Linked DNA regions of Homo sapiens: region 1 is linked to region 2. A link is an interaction called in ENCODE POLR2A ChIA-PET data of the cell type or tissue named here. Cell type or tissue: HepG2. All regions are shown on one strand. Links, peaks and the distances in the headings refer to the core of each region. The heading gives the core; the rest is flanking DNA.

Region 1 (9,449 bases), core at 2,824-6,823, 99 kb after region 2:
GGTGCTATAGATGGAGCCTACACTGTGACCTTGACCTCTTTCACATGCCCAGAATTCCTCCTATGAAGATCTTTAAAGAGGGAACTGGACAGATGTTTTCTTTAATCTTCATTGGTTAAGACAAATCCATGCAATGTAGAACTTCTAGAGGGTTTTGTTGTTGTTGTTCTTTAGGCAAACAACATGAATGAACAATGTCTCCTCTACTTCCAAGAGCTGCTTGAGAGCAAATTATGTTGATCCTTAAAAACGATTTCTAAACCTGTAAGATCTGATTGTAAAACTTGCTCTTGAGGCCGGGAGCGGTGGCTACCGCCTGTAATCGTAGCACTTTGGGAGGCTGAGGCAGATGGATCATTTGAGGTCAGGAGTTCGAGACCAGCCTAGACAACATGGTGAAACCACATCTCTACTAAAAATACAAAAATTAGCCGGGCATGGTAGCGAGCACCTGTAATCCCAGCTACTTGGGAGGTTGATGCAGGAGGATTGCTTGAACCCAAGGGGCAGAGGTTGCAGTGAGCCAAGATCTCGCCACTTCATTCCAGCCTGGGAGAAAGAGCAAAATTCTGTCAAAAAAAAAAAAAAAAAAAAAAGGCCAGGCACGGTGGCTCATGCCTGTAATCCCAGCACTTTGGGAGGCCGAGGTGGGTGGATCACCTGAGGTCAGGAGTTCAAGACCAACCTGACTAACGTGGTGAAACCTCATCTCTACTAAAAATACAAAATTAGCCAAGCATGGTGGTGCATGCCTGTAATCCCAGCTACTCGGGAGGCTGAGGTGGGAGAATCGTTTGAACTGGGCAGGCAGAGGTTGCAGTGAGCCAAGATCGTGCCATTGCACCCCAGCCCAGGCAACAAGAGCGAAACTTCGTCTCGAAAAAAAAAAAAAAAACAACAATGCTGGGTGTGGTGGCTCATGCCTGTAATCCCAGCACTTTGGGAGGCTGAGGTGGGTGGATCATGAGGTCAGGAGATCGAGACCAGCCTGACCAACACGGTGAAACCCCATCTCTTCTAAAAATACAAAAATTAGCGAGGCGTGGTAGCGTGCGCCTGTAATCCCAGCTACTCAGGAGGCTGAGGCAAGAGAATCGCTTGAACCGGGGAGGCGGAGGTTGCAGTGAGCCGGGGTCATGCCACTGCACTCCAGTCTGGGCAACAGAGCGAGACTCCGTCTCAAAAAAAAAAGAAAAAAAGAAAAAGAAAAAAAAAAACTTGCTCTTAATTTATATCCTGAGAAATTAAGCTAAGAAGCTGTCCATATTCCATAAAAGCCTAGGGCATAGTCTTTTGCAATCTGTTAAGGCAACTATTTTTTAAAAGGGGGGCAGAGGTTTTAATAACTAAATGTTTATTACATAATTGAGTGATGTCTCTATATAAGAGGTCACAAATCAAGGAGGCCAGTCAGTTCATATTGTTCCAAGAGATCTACAAATTCAGAGCTCTTCCTCAGTCTGTACTGACTCTGAGGAAGCAAGTAAAGCTGTTTGGTCAACATATTCTTTTGAGAAAGGAAGAAACTTCCCTTGGAGAGCTGAAGACCACAGCAGGTTACTAAAGTTGAGTGGGGAGAGGTAGAAAGCAAGGGGCCATTATCCTTTTAACAAATTGGGTACTTTTAGTGTCCAGAAGGAAGAGAATACTATATTCAGTGAGGGAGGGCCCAGGGGTGAAAAGACTCTTGGAAGACAGCACACAAGAAGTTTGATACATGTCACAGGGCCGGCTGATTATGATAAGCTACTGAGCACATGATGGCAGGGATAAGTGTTCAGTGGGCAAAGAGAGGCCATGGGCCACAGCGACCCGGGCCAGGGGAGAGGGCAGGAAGGCACAGGCACGAGGCAGGGAAGCCAGGTTCCAGGTCAGCGAGGAGCTCCACACCCTGACATGAAAAAATGGTAGGTGCTCAATAAATATTTGTGAAAACCTCCAAGAGGGATTTTTTACAAAAAGAAATTGGAGAAAATCCACAAACGAAGTCATGTGGAACAATGTAGCACATGTTTGAGTTATTCAAATGAAGCTAAACTTAGCCAACTATTTCCCAAGTGCAGATGGGAAAACCAGAACATGAGGGAGACCCTATCATTTAAAATCATCCTGAAGAAACACAAGAAAAATAATATGTGCCTGTGGCCAGGTGTGGTGGCTCGCACCTATAATCGCAGAACTTTGGCAGGCTGAGGTGAGAGGATTGCTTGAGCCCAGGAGTTCCAGACCAACTGTACAAAAAAAAGAAAAGAAAGAAGGAAGGAAGGAAGGAAGGAAGGAAGGAAGGAAGGAAGGAAGGAAGGAAGGAAGGAAGGAAGGAGAAAGAAAGAAAGAAAGAAAGAAAGAAAGAAAGAAAGAAAGAAAGAAAGAAAGAAAGAAAGAAAGAAAGAATGAATTAGCTGGGTATGCCGGGTGTGGTGGCTCATGCCTGTAATCCCAGCACTTTGGGAGGCCGAGGCGGGTGGATCATGAGGTCAGGAGTTCGAGACCAGCCTGGCCAATATGGTGAAACCCTGTCACCCTGTCTCTACTAAAAATACAAAAATTAGCCGGGTGTGGTGGTGCTTGCCTGTAGTCCCAGCTACTTGGGAGGCTGAGGCAGAAGAATTGCTTAAACCCGGGAGGCAGACGTTGCAGTGAGCTGAGATCGTGCCTCTGCACTCCAGCCTGGGCAACAGAGCAACACTCCATCTCAAAAAAAAAAAAAAAAAAAAAAAAAAAAAAAAAAAAGAATTAGCCAGGTATGGTCGTGCACACCTGTAGTCCTAGCTACTTGGAAGGCTGGGGCAGGAGGATCACTTGAGTCCAGGACCTCAAGGCCACAGTGAGCCATGATTACACCACTGCACTCCAGCCTGGGTGACAGAGGGAGACCCTATCTCTAAAATAAATAACATTTTAAAAATACATGCATGTGAAGCATCAATTGTAACCTAAATTAGTTTAAATGCTCATATTGTTTGTTCGTTTAAGGTGGAGTCTCACTCTGTTGCCCAGGCTGGAGTGCAATGGTATGATCTCAGCTCATTGCACCTCTGCCTCCCGGGTTCAAGTGATTCTCCTGCCTCAGCCTCCCAAGTAGCTGGGATTACAGGCATGCGCCACCAAGCCCAGCTAATTTTCATATTTTTAGTAGAGAGAGGGTTTCACCATGTTGGTCAGGCTGGTCTCAAACTCCTGACCTCGGGTGATCCACCCGCCTCCACCTTCCAAAGTGCTGGGATTACAGGCATGAGCCACCGCATCCAGCTGAATGCTTGTATTTTTAAAAAGCAGTGGAGGAACAAAAATGAGAAAGCAACAAAAAAAGTTTTACAGAAGTCTAAGATAAAGTGGTATAACACACTGAAGCTTCCCAAACAGGATGTCATGGAGAAGACCCATGGGAAGCCCAATGTCCATTAAAGACACTCCTTACATTTAGGATGAGGAGAGAGAGATGGGCCAGAAACAGACACCAGCACATGAGCACATCCTCAGGGGAGGACAAAAGGGAAGGAACGAGATCACAGATAACCAGCAAGAGAGCTGAAGCGTGGGAATCTTTTTGTGACATGGCTAGGAGTGCACAGAGACCTTAGACCCGGAGCAGATGTGCTTAAATCTGCTTCTCTAAAACAAAATATGTTGTGGTGCTCAGAGCAACTTCTGTGAAGGGATTTGGAAACACCGTGACCCTAAATAAATCGTCAAAGACAGCTCTTTCTGGTAAATTCCATCTAGGTCCTCTAGAGAAAAAAATGACACCAATAACCAACACTATGCAAAGCAAGGAAGAGAGACCAGCAGAGCCCTTCTCATCCCACAGGTCTGCACTCAAGACATCTTGAGGGGCCTTCCCTGACAACCCTCTCTAAAGAGTCCCCACAGGGGTCTTATTATGTCCTCAGTGTCTGTCTCCCAGCCTGAGAACTAGGAGGCCACCCTCAGCCGCACGTCCCCAGTGCCTAACAGGGCCTGGCGTAGAGAAGGTGCCTAAACCAGTTCCTTGACTGAAAGAAGAAAAGAACTCCAGCCAAAGGAAAAGATCAGCCCGTAACAATGTGAGAACACGGAAGTGAAAGTTGCTAATAAAAGAAACTCAGAACAGTATTCCAGGCCCGGGCTTGATGTGATTATATGCTTAGTTTTTTTTTATTAGCTGGATATACATTTTTTTTCCTTTTTCTGCTATTTTTAGGTCTAAAATCTTAGCCTTCTCTATTACTAGCTGTTTTAAAGACAGGAAATAGAGCCAATTTAAATACTGACCCAATCAAAACAATCCAGAGATAGGTGCTCTCAAATTCAAAAGGCAAACAAGAAAAAAAAGTCAGGGTCATCTGCATTATCCCTTTATGTGCTATTTGTCAGGAATGTGGAGGCAATGTCATGGAGACAAAGTTCAGGAGTTAATTCTCAAGTTAAGTGTGAAGGTGAAGAGTCTACTGCAAGGGCAGAGCCCCTTTCTCATTTATTCTTACCCAAATCTCCTGCAGTATGACCCTATCATGCCAGTTCCCAAATATCAGTCACATTCAAAATAAACAGAAAAGGATTTTTCCAAAACCAAATAATAATTTTTTGTGTTTTTTTTTGTTTTTGTTTTTGTTTGTTTGTTTGAGACAGAGTGTTGCTCTGTCACCCAGGCTGGAGTGCAGTGGTGTGATCTCAGCTCACTGCAACCTCCACCTCCTGGGTTCAATCGATTCTCCTGCCTCAGCCTCCTGAGTAGCTGGGATTACTGGTGCCCGCCACCACGCCTGGCTAATTTTTGTATTTTTATTAGAGACGGGATTTCACCACGTTGGCCAGGCTGGTCTCGAACTCCTGACCTCAGGTGATCTGGCAGCCTCGCCCTTCCAAAGTGCTGGAATTACAAGCATGAGCCACCGCACCTGGCCAAGAATACATTTTTCTAAAGGTAATCTCTGCCCCACTTTCCTCCATGAGCAGTCATGAACACTTATTGAACAAGCAATGGTGCATCAGGGGCTTGACAACGCACTCGACACCAGAGGTGTGTGATCTCACATGAACGCAACAAGCCTGAAGAGGGAACCAGACTACGGAGAAGTCAAGAAATTTTCTCAAAGCCACATAGCTGCAAAATGGCTCCAAAGCTTGTAATAGTACAATGTGTTCTGTCCCCTTTACATGGATAATTGAACATTGTCCAGGAAAGGTACAGGGATGGCAGCAAACTACGATCTATCCAATCAGTTGGTTTTTATATTTCATGAATGCTTTTAAAAACTTTTTATTATGAAAACATTCAAATATATGCAAAGTAAATGAACCAAGCCTGGCCTGCATAGATTTTTAAATCATCTTTTCAGCTCCTATTAATATATTAATGACTGCTCGGATTATGCTTGAGATTGTACCAAATCTCTATTTTACTTTGGGGAGAAGTGACATTTTAATATTGAATGTTTCAATCCACGGGTATGGTATTTCTTTCCATTTATTGGAATCTTTAAGAGAAAAACTGTTATTAGAAATATCTTATTCCTAGGCCAGTTGCAGTGGCTCACACCTGTAATCCCAGCACTTTGGGAGGCCAAGGCAGGCAGATCATTTGAGGTCAGGAGTTCGAGATCAGCCTGGCCAACATGGTGAAACCCCATCTCTCTACTAATAATACAAAAATTAGCTGGGCGTGGTGGCGCGCGTCTGTAATTCCAGCTACTTGGGAGGCTGAGTCAGGAGAATTGTTTGAATCCGGGAGGCGGAGGTTGCAGTGAGCCGAGATCATGCCACTGCACTCCAGCCTGGGCAACACAGCCAGCTCCATCTCAAAAAAAAAAAAAAAAAAAAGTAGATGCTGAATGAAAGGTAATGGAAAGTAGAAACTCCAGCTTCCTAGTGATAACACAGGGCAGCCTCTCTCATTAACTTCTTAAAGAGAGTTGTGTGATTTGTCAAAGAGAAAATCATTGGCTAGAGTGATTTGTGATATCTTTTTGTTTGTTTGTTTTTGAGACAGAGTCTCCCTCTGTCACCCAGGCTGGAGGGCAATGGCACGATTTCAGCTCACTGCAAACGCCGCCTCCCGGGTTCAAGCAATTCTCCTGCCTCAGCCTCCCAGGTAGCTGGGATTACAGGTGCCCACTACCATGTCTGGCTAATATTTGTATTTTTTAGTAGAGATGGGGTTTCACCATGTTGGTCAGGTTGGTCCTGAACTCCTGACCTCAGGTAATCCACCCGCCTCAGCCTCCCAAAGTGCTGGGATTACAGGCGTGAGCCACTGCACCCAGCCTGTGATATCTTGTATAGTTTCACACGTCAACTCTTGAAACTGTACAAAGACTAAGGAGAGAGAGATAATTAGTTCTGAAATAGAAAAGGGAAAATCCTTATCAGAGAACAAAAAGAGAATGGTTTTGGTACTTTTTATGAGATTAACATTCAGTAATGGTTAAGTTCCCCATGGCCAAATTAATTAGAATAAGGAGGCATTAATGAGACACATTTTGAATGTGATCCAGATACATCTTTCCCTTTGTGAATAAAAGGTGCTTTAGGGATAACTAAACCAAATTCTAAAACTACTTTTCTCTACTGTGTAGTAGAGATGATTTGGGCTAGAAGTTTACAGGATAAAAAGCCAGCCTTTAGTAAGTTAAAAAACACCTTAATTCTTGAAATGTATGAATGGAACTATTAACATATCCAGTACTCTAGCCAGGTGTGGTGGCTCACACCTGTAATCCCAGCACTTTGGGAGGCTGAAGAGGGAGAATGGCTTGAGCCCAGGATTTTCAGACCAGCCTGGGCAACATGGCAAGACCTCATCTCAACAAAAAAATATAAAACATTAAATATATATTTTAAATATTATATTAAAATATATAAAATATAAAATATAAAAAATTGGCCAGGCGCAATGGCTCACACCTGTAATCCCAGAAGTTTGGGAGGCCAAGGCAGGTGGATCACTTGAGGTCAGGAGTTCAAGACCATCCTGGCCAACATGGTGAAACCCTATCTCTACTAAAAATACAAAAATTAGCTGGGTTTGGTGGCTTCTGCCTATAGTCCCAGCTACTCAGGAGGCTGAGGCAGGAGAATCGCTTGAGCCTTCCAAAGTGCTGGGATTACAGGAGGCAGAGGCTGCAGTGAGCCAAGATCATACCACTGCACTCCAGCCTGGGCAACAGAGTGAGACTGTCTCAATCAATCAATCAATAAAAATAAATTAGCTGGGCATGGTGGCATGTGCCTATAGTTCCAGCTATTTGGAAAGCTGAGGTGGGAGGATCTATTGAGCCTGGAAGGTCAAGGCTGCAGTGAGCTGTGACTGCCACTGCACTCTGGGTGGCAGAGTGAGACCTTGTCTCAAAGCAAACAACAAGCCATCCAGTACTCACCAGCATCAATAACACACTCTACATTTTAAATATCTGGTATTTAAACAAGTGCAATCAACTCAAATTAGAATCATTATAAAATCATGACAAATCCCACAAGGAGATAATTGTGTGTGTGAATGTGTTGGAGGTGGAGGTGAGGGTCACAGGAAGAAAATTCTCTAGTTAGAGGTTTTTCAGCACTACCATCTTTTCATTTTTCCTTCAAAGATGGACTGGCCAGACAATATCTGAAAGAAATGTTGCCAGGCCTGGGGAAGTGTCTACTGCTGCCAGGACAGCATTAGAATAAACAAAAGAGGGCCGGGCCCCATGCATGCACATCTCTGGATTACTCATGCTCACTCCCAGGGCCTCTCCCTGGCACAGCTGTGAAGTAGGCAAAATTTATCTTTAGACTCTCCTACTTCCCCTTCTGGGTCTTGGTCCTCTCTCCTGGTTCCATCTGAGATACTCAATGCCTCGTGCTGTCCAGGGTAGCACCACACCCAGGCACCCACATTCCTCCTTGGAAGCTGACCTTGTCCCCAAAGCAAAGTTTCTTGCTCTCCTTCTCCTTCTCCGCAACCCTCCACTAAAGTTAAAGTTAAAATTTCCCCCCTCTCAGCTAATTGCCTGGCAGGAAAGTAATATAAATGAATTCATACCGGCATGTGAGTCACTAATATTCTTTATTCCTCCCATGTGTACTGGCATTTTAAAAGTTTGTTAAGACAGGGCCAGGCACGGTGGGTCACACTTGTAATCCCAGCACTTTAGGGGGCCAAGGCAGGTGGATCATGAGGTCAAGAGATCAAGACCATCCTGGCCAACATAGTGAAACCCCGTCTCTACTAAAAATACAAAAATTAGCTGGGTGTGGTGGTGGGCACCTGTAGTCCCAGCTACTCAGGAGGCTGAGGCAGGAGAATTGCTTGAACCTGAGAGGCAGAGGTTGCAGTGAGCCAAGATCACGCCACTGCATTCCAGCCAGGAGACAGAGGAAGACTCTGTCTCAAAAACAAACAAACAAACAAAATGTTTGTTAAGCTAAAGGAATGTTTCCTTTAGAAGGAAAACTCCATCTGTAGGATACCCAGCAAAAAAAATCTGGGGAGGCCTGAGTTTCCTCAAACCATCCAAAGGCCATGGAGCCAATAGAGTCATTCCCTAGACCAGGTCTCCTCACCCCTACTGCAGGCAAGTTCGTGACCCACATTGACTCTTGGGCAAAGGGCTGATGAAAAAACTGTAGCAAATGCATGGATTTTGAAAATGTATTAAAAAGTGAAATATAAATCTAAAAGGTTAGATTTAATTCTAACAGTTTTCTTTTCTCAATGTCAAATAAAACAGAATGATTAACAAGGATATCAAGACCATTCAATGGAGAAAAGGACAATCTTTTTCAACAAATGGTGGCGGGAAAACTGAATATTCACATGCAAAAGAATGCAACTGGAGCCATAGCTTACACCACATACAGAAATTAACTCAAAATGGATCAAAGACTCAAGTGTAAGAGTGAAAACTATAAAACTCTTGGAAGAAAACATAGGAGTAGGCTGGGCACAGTGGCTCACACCTACAATCCCAGCACTTTTAGAGGCTGAGGCAGGAGGATTTCTTGAGGCCAGGAATTCAAGACCAGTCTGAGCAACGTAGGAAGATACCATTGCTACAAAAGACAAAAAGTTAGCCAGGCACCGTGGTGGCAGGCGCCTGTAGTCCCAGCTACTAGGGAGGCTGAGGCAGGAGAATGGCGTGAACCCGGGAGGCGGAGCTTGCCGTGAGCCGAGATTGCGCCACTGCACTCCAGCCTGGGTGACAGAGCAAGACTCTGTCTCAAAAAAAAAAAAAAATTAGCCAGGCACAGTGATGCACACCTGTAGTCCCAGCTACTCAAGAGACTGAGGCAGGAGAATAAAACTTCATGCTATTATTGGATTTGGCAATAATTTCTTGGATATGGCACCAATAGCATGGGCAACAAAAGAAAAATAGCTAAACTGAACTTCATCAAACTGTAAACCTTTTAAAGGAAACTATCAACAGACTGAAAAGGCAACCCACAGAATGAGAGAAAATATTCACAAATTGGCTGGCCATGGTGGC
Region 2 (9,449 bases), core at 2,305-6,304:
AGAGTGCGGCATTTTAATTAAGCACGACATAAGTGTAAATAATGTTTCCTTAATATGTGTCAGTAATATCTTTGTGTTTAGTTAGACTTTTATTATAAATAACGTGTACACTTTGCTTAAGGCCATTAAAACACAATTTTTAGAATTTTGACTTTAATTCAAAGATCTGAAAAGTCTCATTTATTTATTTATTTATTTATTTTTTACTTTTTGAGACGGGAGTCTCACTCTGTCGCCCAGACTGGAGTGCAGTAGCGCGATCCCGGCTCACTGCAAGCTCCGCCTCCTGGGTTCACGCCATTCTCCTGCCTCAGCCTCCCGAGTAGCTGGGACTACAGACACCCGCCACCATGCCTGGCTAATTATTTGTGTTTTTAGTAGAGACGGGGTTTCACCGTGTTAACCGGGATGGTCTTGATCTCCTAACCTCGTCATCCGCCTGCCTTGGCCTCCCAAAGTGTTGAGATTGCAGACGTGAGCCACCACGCCCATCCTAGGTCTCTTTTAAATCTCAGTATAAAACACATTTGTCATTTGCTATTAATCTTTTAAAAGAAAGCAAAAGCATATGTCATGAAGTGGGCTTTGGGGAATTATATCGTAATGTGACAAAGTTTTTGCATTTGTGACTTAGTCTAGGCTGATACTTCATAAATAATTGATCCCCTCAGTGTTTATACTTCATCCAGAAAGTGAAAAACACCCTAAAATCCAGTTTAGGTTGGGTACGGTGGCTCACATCTGTAATCCCAGCAGGCAGGGAGGCTGAGGCAGGTGGATCACCTGAGGTCAGGACTTCGAGACCAGCCTGACCAACATGGAGAAACCCCATCTCTACTAAAAATACAAAAATTAGCTGGATGTGGTGGCATGTGCCTGGAATCTCAGCTGCTTGGGAGGCTGAGGCAGGAGAATCACTTGAACCTGGGAGGCGGAGGTTGCAGTGAGCCAAAATCACACCACCCAGCCTAAGCGACAGAGCAAGACTCCGCCTCAAAAAAAAAAAGAATTGTGAAAATTTAGTACTGTTTGGTTTGGTTTGAGGCAAGGTCTTGCACTGTCACCCAGGCTGGAGTGAGTGTGTGTTCATGGCTCTTTGCATCCTCAAACTTCTGGGCTCAAGTAATCCTCTTGCCTTAGCTTCCTGAGTAGCTGGAACTACAGGCACGCACCACCACATCTTGCTGACTTTTAAAATTTTTCGTAGAGATGGGTCTTGCTTTGTTGCCCAGGCTGGTCTTGAACTCCTGGCCTCAAGCAGTCCTTCCACCTTGGCCTCCCAAAGTGTTGGGATTACAGATGTGAGCTGCCATGCCTGTTTTTTTTTTTTTAATCAAAGACAAATTTCAAACGTGTATAGTGTTTTTTAAAAGAAAAATTTTAAATATGAAATATCAGGGATAAGGATTATAAAAACAAGACATCAAAATAAAATTGTCTTCAAAAATAAATTTTGTCAAGAAGAGGCCCAATTTTATGGGATTCCTCTGGAGGTCATTGAGAAGTATTAAATCCTTGGCTGGGCACGGTGGCTCATGCCTCTAATCCCAGCACTTTGGGAGGCCAAGGCGGGCAGATCAGAAGGTTAGGAGCTCGAGACCAGCCTGGCCAATATGGTGAAACCCCGCCTCTACTAAAAATGCAAAAATTAGCCGGGTATGGTGATGGGCACCTGTAGTCCCAGCTACTCGGGAGGCTGAGACAGGAGAATCGCTCGAACCCAGGAGGCGGAGGTTGCAATGAGCCGAGATAGTGCCACTGCACTCCAGCCTGGCAGACGCTAAATACCAAGTGGATCTGTTCACTGAGTTTTAGTATCACTTTTTAAAATGTCTTTTTAAAACTTATGTGTACAATTAAATTTCCACCTTTCTATAAAAATTCATTTTAAACGGAGAATAAGGAATTTATTATAATCTGGAGCTCACTGAATGGAAATCTCCAGCCAGCTCTGTGAGCAGAGAGGAAAAAATAGGTGATCTCTAAGTTTCCTCTAGCTCTGATTCTATGAGTAGAGAGAATGTAGAAGTTGGGTTAGATCAAGTCACACAATCTACAAGGGAAAAAAATGCAAATTGGAAGACTCAGGAGTAACTAAAAAGAAACATATGAAGTTGCTTTAGAAAGATTGAGGATTAGGCCGGGAGTGGTGGCTCACGCCTGTAATACTAGCACCTTGGGAGTCTGAGGCAGGTGGATCACCTGAGGTCAGGAGTTCTAGACCAGCCTGGCCAACATGGTGAAATCCCCGTCTCTACCAAAATTACAAAAAAAAAATTAGCCAGGCATGGTAGCGGGCGCCTGTAATCCCAGCTACTCAGGCTGAGCCAGGAGAATCGCTTGAACCTGGGAGGCGGATGTTGCAATGAGCTGAGATCACACCACTGCACTCCAGCCTGGGTGATGAGCGAGATTCCGTCCCCCCGCCCCCAACCCACAAAAAAAAAACAACAACAAAAAAACATAGAACAATTGAGGATTGGCTGGGTGCGGTAACTTACGCCTGTAATCCTAGCACTTTGGGAGGCCGAGGCTCAGAAGTTGTTTGCTTGAGCTAGGAGTTTGAGACCAGCCGGGCAACATGGTGAAATCCCGTTTCTACAGAAAAACAGAAAATACAAAAATTAGCCAGGCGTGATGGCACGCACCTGTAGTCCCAGCTACTCGGGAGGCTGAGACAGGAGGATTGCCTGAAGCTGGGAGTTTGCAGCTGCAGTGAGCTGTGATTACACCCCAGCACTCCATTCCTGGGCAACAGAGCAAGACTCTGTCTCCAAAAAAAAAAGAAAAAGAAAATCTGAGGATTATATTTCTGAACGTGGCCTTTAGAAAGAAGTCCTTGCTTTAAAAGTGTGTCATGTTCTTGCCATATAATAATGAAAAAAGTTCATTTATGTTGGAGTTGCATGTTAGGATCAAGTTAGATTGTGAACTTAGCACATGTGACCAAAAAAAGAAATAGATTTTAATAAAGTTACCACTAAAAATCCCTTAACGTGATCATTAAGTATGGTATACGTTCATTGCATCTCACAGAAGTGGAAAATAGCTAGTTTTTCCTCTAGGAACTCCAAAAATAAGTTTCATTAATTGAGCACCAGATGAAGAAACTGGCTTACATGAGGGGCTTCGTTACACAAAAAAATACTTTAAACACTAGGATTAGAGCTTGGCAAGATGCACACTGGGAAAGAGGCATACGTAACTGGACAGCTCCCTTATACCCTGGCTTAGTGCTCCCTGGGGAAGGTGTGTGCTTATTTGGTGGAATGGTGCCTATGCAGTTGAAATCCTTAGTTTTTCCCCTTGAGGGCTCACAACTGAATTCATGGAAATTAATGCCTACATGATGCATCCTCATTGCATTCATAGTGAAATACATTAACATTATAAGAAATTTTTTTAAATCTTGGGGGTGGAGTAGGAAACAATGTTAAAATCTTATTAAAGTGAATTAAGTTTTGGTTAAATCTGATAGTAAGTTTACTCAGTGTTTAAAACACTGTTCATGATCCATAGGAAGTGAATTAAATTGTATCAGTTTCTTAGCAAATTTTAAGTTCTTTAAAAGTGGAGGACAGTACTCAAGTTTTACTGTAATCCTGTGACAGCTAATAAAGTATGAGCTATTCCTTAGAGTATGTGCTATTTGCTGCCTTTTGTTTTTGTTTTGCTGCTATGTTTTATACCCAGTTTTTTAAAGTAAAAAACTGTTTGTTTCCAACTAGAGTTAACTTATTTATAGAGATGCTAAAAATATGTTTATTCAATTACTTATAAAAGGCCTTGTTGGAAATGTCTAATCGCTCGCTATTGAAGAGAATGGAAAGAAAATATGTAAAATTTTACCTGTTATCTTTGGCTCTTAATTTTTAAAAGTTTCAAACATCTAAGTTCAAGAGTAATTGAGTGAACACTGCGTAATCTTCATCTAGACACCAGTTAGTATTTTGCCATTTGAATTTTCTATACACACAAACATACACATGTTGGGGAGCAGTTGGATGAAGTTTCAGACTTACTCATAACCTTTGATTCCTAAATATTTAAATATGTATCACCTAAGAACAAGAAACTTCTCTTGCATAATTACAGTATAGTGATCACATTCAGGAAATTCAACATTGATTCACTTCTGTCATCTAATATGCATCCATTTTCAAAATTTGCCAGTTGTCCCAATAATGGCCTTTGTTTTTTTCCCATCCAGAATCTCATTTCGCATTTAGTTGAAAGGGCCTCTTAATCTCCTTTGATATACAGAACAGCCACCAAGTGTGGAGCTACAGGAGATTATATAATAAATGGCTTATTGACATTACATTAAGATACATGTAAAATGATAGTATCTGTTTGTAAACTTTATGGCCACCCTGTAGAACAGTTCCTCAGCCTTGGTCTTTTAAGACATTGTTTAACCTTTTTAAAATAAGGTTCTTAGTATCAGTGCAAATTTCACTTCAGAGTGATTTTTTTTTCTTTTGAGACAGAGTTTTGCTCTTGTCACCCAGGCTGGAGTGCAGTGGCACGATTTCAGTCCACTGCAACCTCCGCCTCCCAAGTTCAAGTGATTCTCCTGCCTCAGCCTCCCAAGTAGCTGGGATTACAGGCACCCGCCACCACGCTAATTTTTGTATTTTTAATAGAGATGGGATTTCACCATGTTGGCGAGGCTGGTCTTGAACTCCTGACCTTAGGCGATCCGCCCACCTCGGCCTCCCAAGGTGCTGGGATTACAGGCATCAGCCACCACGCCTGGCCAAGAGTGATATTTTTATAGGTTCTTTTTCACATACTTTATTTTTAAAATTTAGTTTACTTCTTAGCTTACTATTAAATAAGCTGTTAATAATAGTTTTAGACATCATTGGATGTAGGTTTCCCATAATGTCAGCTGTTCTCAGACTGTAGTAGGTGCTGATGGAGGCACAGATTATTAAGAAATAACAGGTTGCCTAGTGTGTCAGAAGATCTGGATTCAACTTCTGGCTCTGTCTGCTACTTTACTGGTTAGTATGACCTTTGGACAATGAATCCAACCTGAGTGGGTTTTGACTTCTATAAAATAGAAATTGAAAAAAATTTTCTTGGGGCGGGCGGGGTGGCTCACGCCTGTAATCCTAGCACTTTGGGAGGCCGAGGCAGGTGGCTCACGAGGTCAGGAGATCAAGACCATCCTGGCTAACACGATGAAACCCCGTCTCTACTGAAAATACAAAAAATTAGCTGGGCGTGGTGGTGGGCGCCTGTAGTTGCAGCTACTCGGGAGGCTGAGGCTGGAGAATGGTGTGAACCCAGAAGGGGGAGCTTGCAGTGAGCCGGGATCGCGCCACTGCACTCCAGCCTGGGTGACAGAGCAAGACTCCATCTCAAAAAAAAAAAAAAGAAAAAGAAAAACATTTTCTCACAGGTTTTGGTGAGAATTAAATGAGATAATACATATATATTGATACTACATGTATATATACTTTATATAAACTATTTGTGTTATGCAAATGAGAGTGGATACTTCTCTGTGGCATTGAGTCTCTGAGTATATGAAAGTAGGAAGGAAAAAAAGGAAAAGTAGGTTAAAATATAATCTAGTATATTTAATAAGTTCCAGCTTTACTGGTGGGGAATTGCACTCCTCAAAAAAAGCTTAGTTTAGGATTGCTTTCTGTTCCCACCCTCTAAACAACAAGAAAAAATAGCTGTCATTTTACTTTCCCGCCAACTTCCAAACACACACCTGCCTCTGCAGTGTAAGAGAGCTATTTAAGTACCATTTTAATAAGATTTCTGAAATGCAGGGGACCAATAAGTGGATGATGGTATTCCAGGTATTTGAAAAATCTAAAACCATGAAAGCATCAGTAGTAAATTAATTCTCTACTTAATATATTCTATAAGAGCAGTGTTTTTAGTTCATTTATAGCAAAGGCACATGAAAACATTGGGCCTATTTAGAAACTAATGAAAGTAGTTTCAGAAAAAAGCTAATGTATGCAGTATTCCTATTTAAATAATTATTTTACTGACAAATTAATGCTTATGCCATGGAACATTTAAAATTGGTATATATGCCCAGTGAGAAGTAAACAAATACATCTGAAAGTGTATTTTTAAATAATTCTTTTATTTTGTAATTAAGAAGTGTGACTTCTGCACTTGGGTTTGTGGTTACAAATTCATATTCGTTATAATTCATTCTTTAACAAATTAGTTGCATAATTACTATATAATTGTTTTTCCTGTTAATTTTTTTTCTTAGTGTCAGGCTCATTGAGGTCTGATTGACATATAGTAAAATTTATCCTTCTTAGTATAATATTCTGAGTTTTGACATGTAAAACTACCACAGTCAAGATAGAAAACTTTTACAGTACTCCCAAAAGTTTCCTTTGTAACCGTCTCATCGCCTCAAACCCAGATCCTAAAAACCAGTGATAATTTGCCTTTTCTAGAATGGCCTGCAAATGGAACCATTCAGTTCTAGCTCTTTGAATCTGGTTTCTTTCACTTAGCATAATACATGTTAGCTTCGTTCATGTGTTTGTATCAATAGTTTTTTATCACTGAGTAGTAGTCCATTGAATGGATTATTTCACAGTTTGTCCATTTAGCAATTGAAGGGCATTTGGGTTACTCCCAGTTTTAGGAGATGATGAATAAGGCTGCTGTAAACATCCGTGTGAATGCATATTTTCATTTTTCTGGGGTAACTACCTAGGTGTGGGATTGCTGGGTGGTATAGTAAGTATATGCTTGAAGTTAGAAGAAACTGCCAAACTTTTTCATAGTGGCCACGTCACTTTACTTTCCTGTCAGTATTGTATGAGAGTTCCAGTTGCTGTCAGGTCTACCCTACCCTTGTTACTGTCAGAATTTAGTGTCGTTTGTTTTAATTTTAGCCATTCTAATAAGTAAGTAGTACTATCTCATTGTGATTTTAATTTGCATTTCCATAATGACTAACCTACTGGCTAAGTCAGTTTTTCAATTTCTAGAATCTCAGTATAGATAACACAGAATAAACTATCATTTAAGTTTGTTCCTGTCTCTTTGGAATGTGTAATGTATTAGGATTCTTTGAAAATAGTTCTTCAAATGTGGTAACTCTAAAGTAGAAGATACATAAACAGTATCTGAAGATATCTGAATGTCTTTAAATATATCTACAGCCATACTCTTGTGGATTAAAGGGTCAGTATACAAATCCTGATCTATTTCCCTTCTTTGAGAATATTATGAATAATTAATTGTTCATAGTAACTCACCTAGAGTTACATAGTAAAACATTTTGAAAGTTAATTGAAAATGATGTCTTATGGTATTTTCTCTCAACTTCATTAATGCTGCTTGGAAGTGAATTCGTGTATATGAGAAAAAGAGATAAGCAGTAAATGATTAAAATTTGAGGTTTACGTTTTGATTTCCTTCCATGATTCAGGTTTCAGGTTTCAGACTTAATTATCTGTCATTTAGATACATAAGGACCAGCCAGTGTCAGTGCATCCTTGGGGTGACCTTTCTACACATATCAAGGTTATTGGGCTGATAACCTCCAGCCCAGAGAAGGTGACATCTACTTTAGAATCGGAAGGGAGTCTTTTCTCAGATATTTAACTGTCTTATTTTTACATCATGTTGTAACTAAAAAATACATTAGGTATTTAAAAAATCAATTATAATTTCAAAGCATCAGTGTAATGATGTTTTTGATATCTTTTTCTTAATGGAATACTCAGGGTTATGAATAAAACACCAATAAAGTGCTAGCATTATTGATTGTAGATGAAGTTGTCTACTGGGTAAGTGCTTCCCAGCTTAATGTTCCTTAATGTAGTTCCTGGGTTCAGATCTAAGAATTTTATAACCTTTGAAATTAAAAATAACTTGAAAAAAGCAGATGATTCCTGTATCAATGTTAAAAGTCTTATGCAAGGTGGCAATGATTTCTGTTGCCAAGATGGAATGCCCTTGGTATGGAGCATAGACTGAGAGGCAGCCCACCCACGTCAGAATCCTGACTTGACCATATACTAGCTGTATGACCTTGGGCTGTGTGACCTGTCTGTGCCTCTGGTTCCTCATCTGGAAAATGGGGATAATAACAGTATCTTTGGATTATTATAAGGATTATGTTAGTTAATACACATGAAGTGTTTAGAATAGTTTTTGTAAATGTAGCTATGATGATAATTACAGTTCCAGCTATTTTAGTGTTTGTAGATTTTCTCCCTGTGCTGAGCCAGATAAATACCAGTATTATAAAAGATTGAGAATGTGCCTTTTAAAAGGAAGCCAAATAGTTCTTTGTTTTTTTTTTTTTTTTTGAGACCGTAGTCTCACTCTGTCGCCCAGGCTGGAGTGCAGTGATGTGCTGTCAGCTCACTGCAACCTTCACCTCCCAGGTTCAAGCGATTCTAGTGCCCCAGCCTCCTGAGTAGCTGGGATTACAGGCACGCACCACCATGCCCTGCTATTTGTTGTATTTTTTTTTTTTTTTTTTTTTTTAGTAGAGATGGGATTTCACCATGTTGGCCAGGCTGGTCTTGAATTCCTAACCTCAAGTGATCCACCCACCTCTGCCTCCCAAAATGCTGGGATTACAGACGTGAGCCACCACACCCAGCCAGAAGCCAAATAGGTCTGACATACTCTTTACCATATTAGGAATTGATTTTAAGTTTATTGTGCTACTTTGCATCATTATTAGTAATACTATAAAGAATTAAAGTATGAAGATCATCTAGAAGCAGATTTTATGCTTCCACATATACAAAATTATAGACTCACTATGCTAAGATAGGGAGTGTTTCCATAAATTCAATATTCTGGTTAGACAAATACCTTCTTTAAAAGGTGAATTTTACAGCACTTAGGGAGGCCAAGATGGGCAGATCACTTGAGGCCAGAGTTGGAGACCAGCCCAGCCAACATGGCGAAACCCTGACTCTACTAAAAATACAAAAATTAGCTGGGTGTGGTGGTTCATGCCTATGGTCTCAGTTACTTGGGAGGCTGAGGCAGGAGAATCACTTGAACCTGGGAGGTGGAGGTTGCACTGAGCCGAGATCGCACCACTGTACTCCAGCCTGGTTGACAGAGTGAGACTGTGTCTCAAAAAAAAACTAAGTGAACTTTGTTAGCGACTAAGAACTTACTCTAAGATGTGGCCAACTTATTGGTTACATATGACCTTGGGCAAGTTATTTTAACTTCTGATTATTTAGTCTCACTTAGCTTTAGTTTACTTGTTTTGGGGGCTAATGTATTGACTAAATATGGTATTTAAAGGATTAACAATTCTTGATAATTAGTAGAATGACTATACTAAGAGCTCAATAAAATGTAATCTACAGTTATCCTTCAAATACCATGTAAACTTAAAATATAAATTTCAACTGTGATTTTCAGTATTCTGATTGCTTTGTTTTCATTTTATTTATGTAGTATTTAACCAT

The links. ChIA-PET counts read pairs that join two places held together with the same protein. Peaks named below come from ENCODE experiments on the same cell type or tissue, not always from the same donor. Only the 100,000 strongest peaks of a DNase experiment are listed, where the experiment ranks them.
Region 1: POLR2A ChIA-PET joins it to region 2 with 5 read pairs; 11 of 35 experiments call an interaction of 5 or more read pairs at or near these places.

What each region holds. Positions count from the first base shown.
Region 1 is chr14:52,839,361-52,848,809 of GRCh38, reverse strand. The region is part of intron 1 of LOC105370500 (a long non-coding RNA gene); the gene reads right to left. Among named protein-coding and RNA genes, the nearest start is that of GNPNAT1, 52 kb to the right of the region's middle. In HepG2, for the core only: no CTCF peak of the experiment used is centred there; a DNase peak (open chromatin) is centred at 4,329; H3K4me3 peaks cover 829 bases.
Region 2 is chr14:52,938,243-52,947,691 of GRCh38, reverse strand. The region is part of intron 2 of FERMT2 (FERM domain containing kindlin 2); the gene reads left to right. Among named protein-coding and RNA genes, the nearest start is that of FERMT2, 8.1 kb to the left of the region's middle. In HepG2, for the core only: no CTCF peak of the experiment used is centred there; no DNase peak of the experiment used is centred there.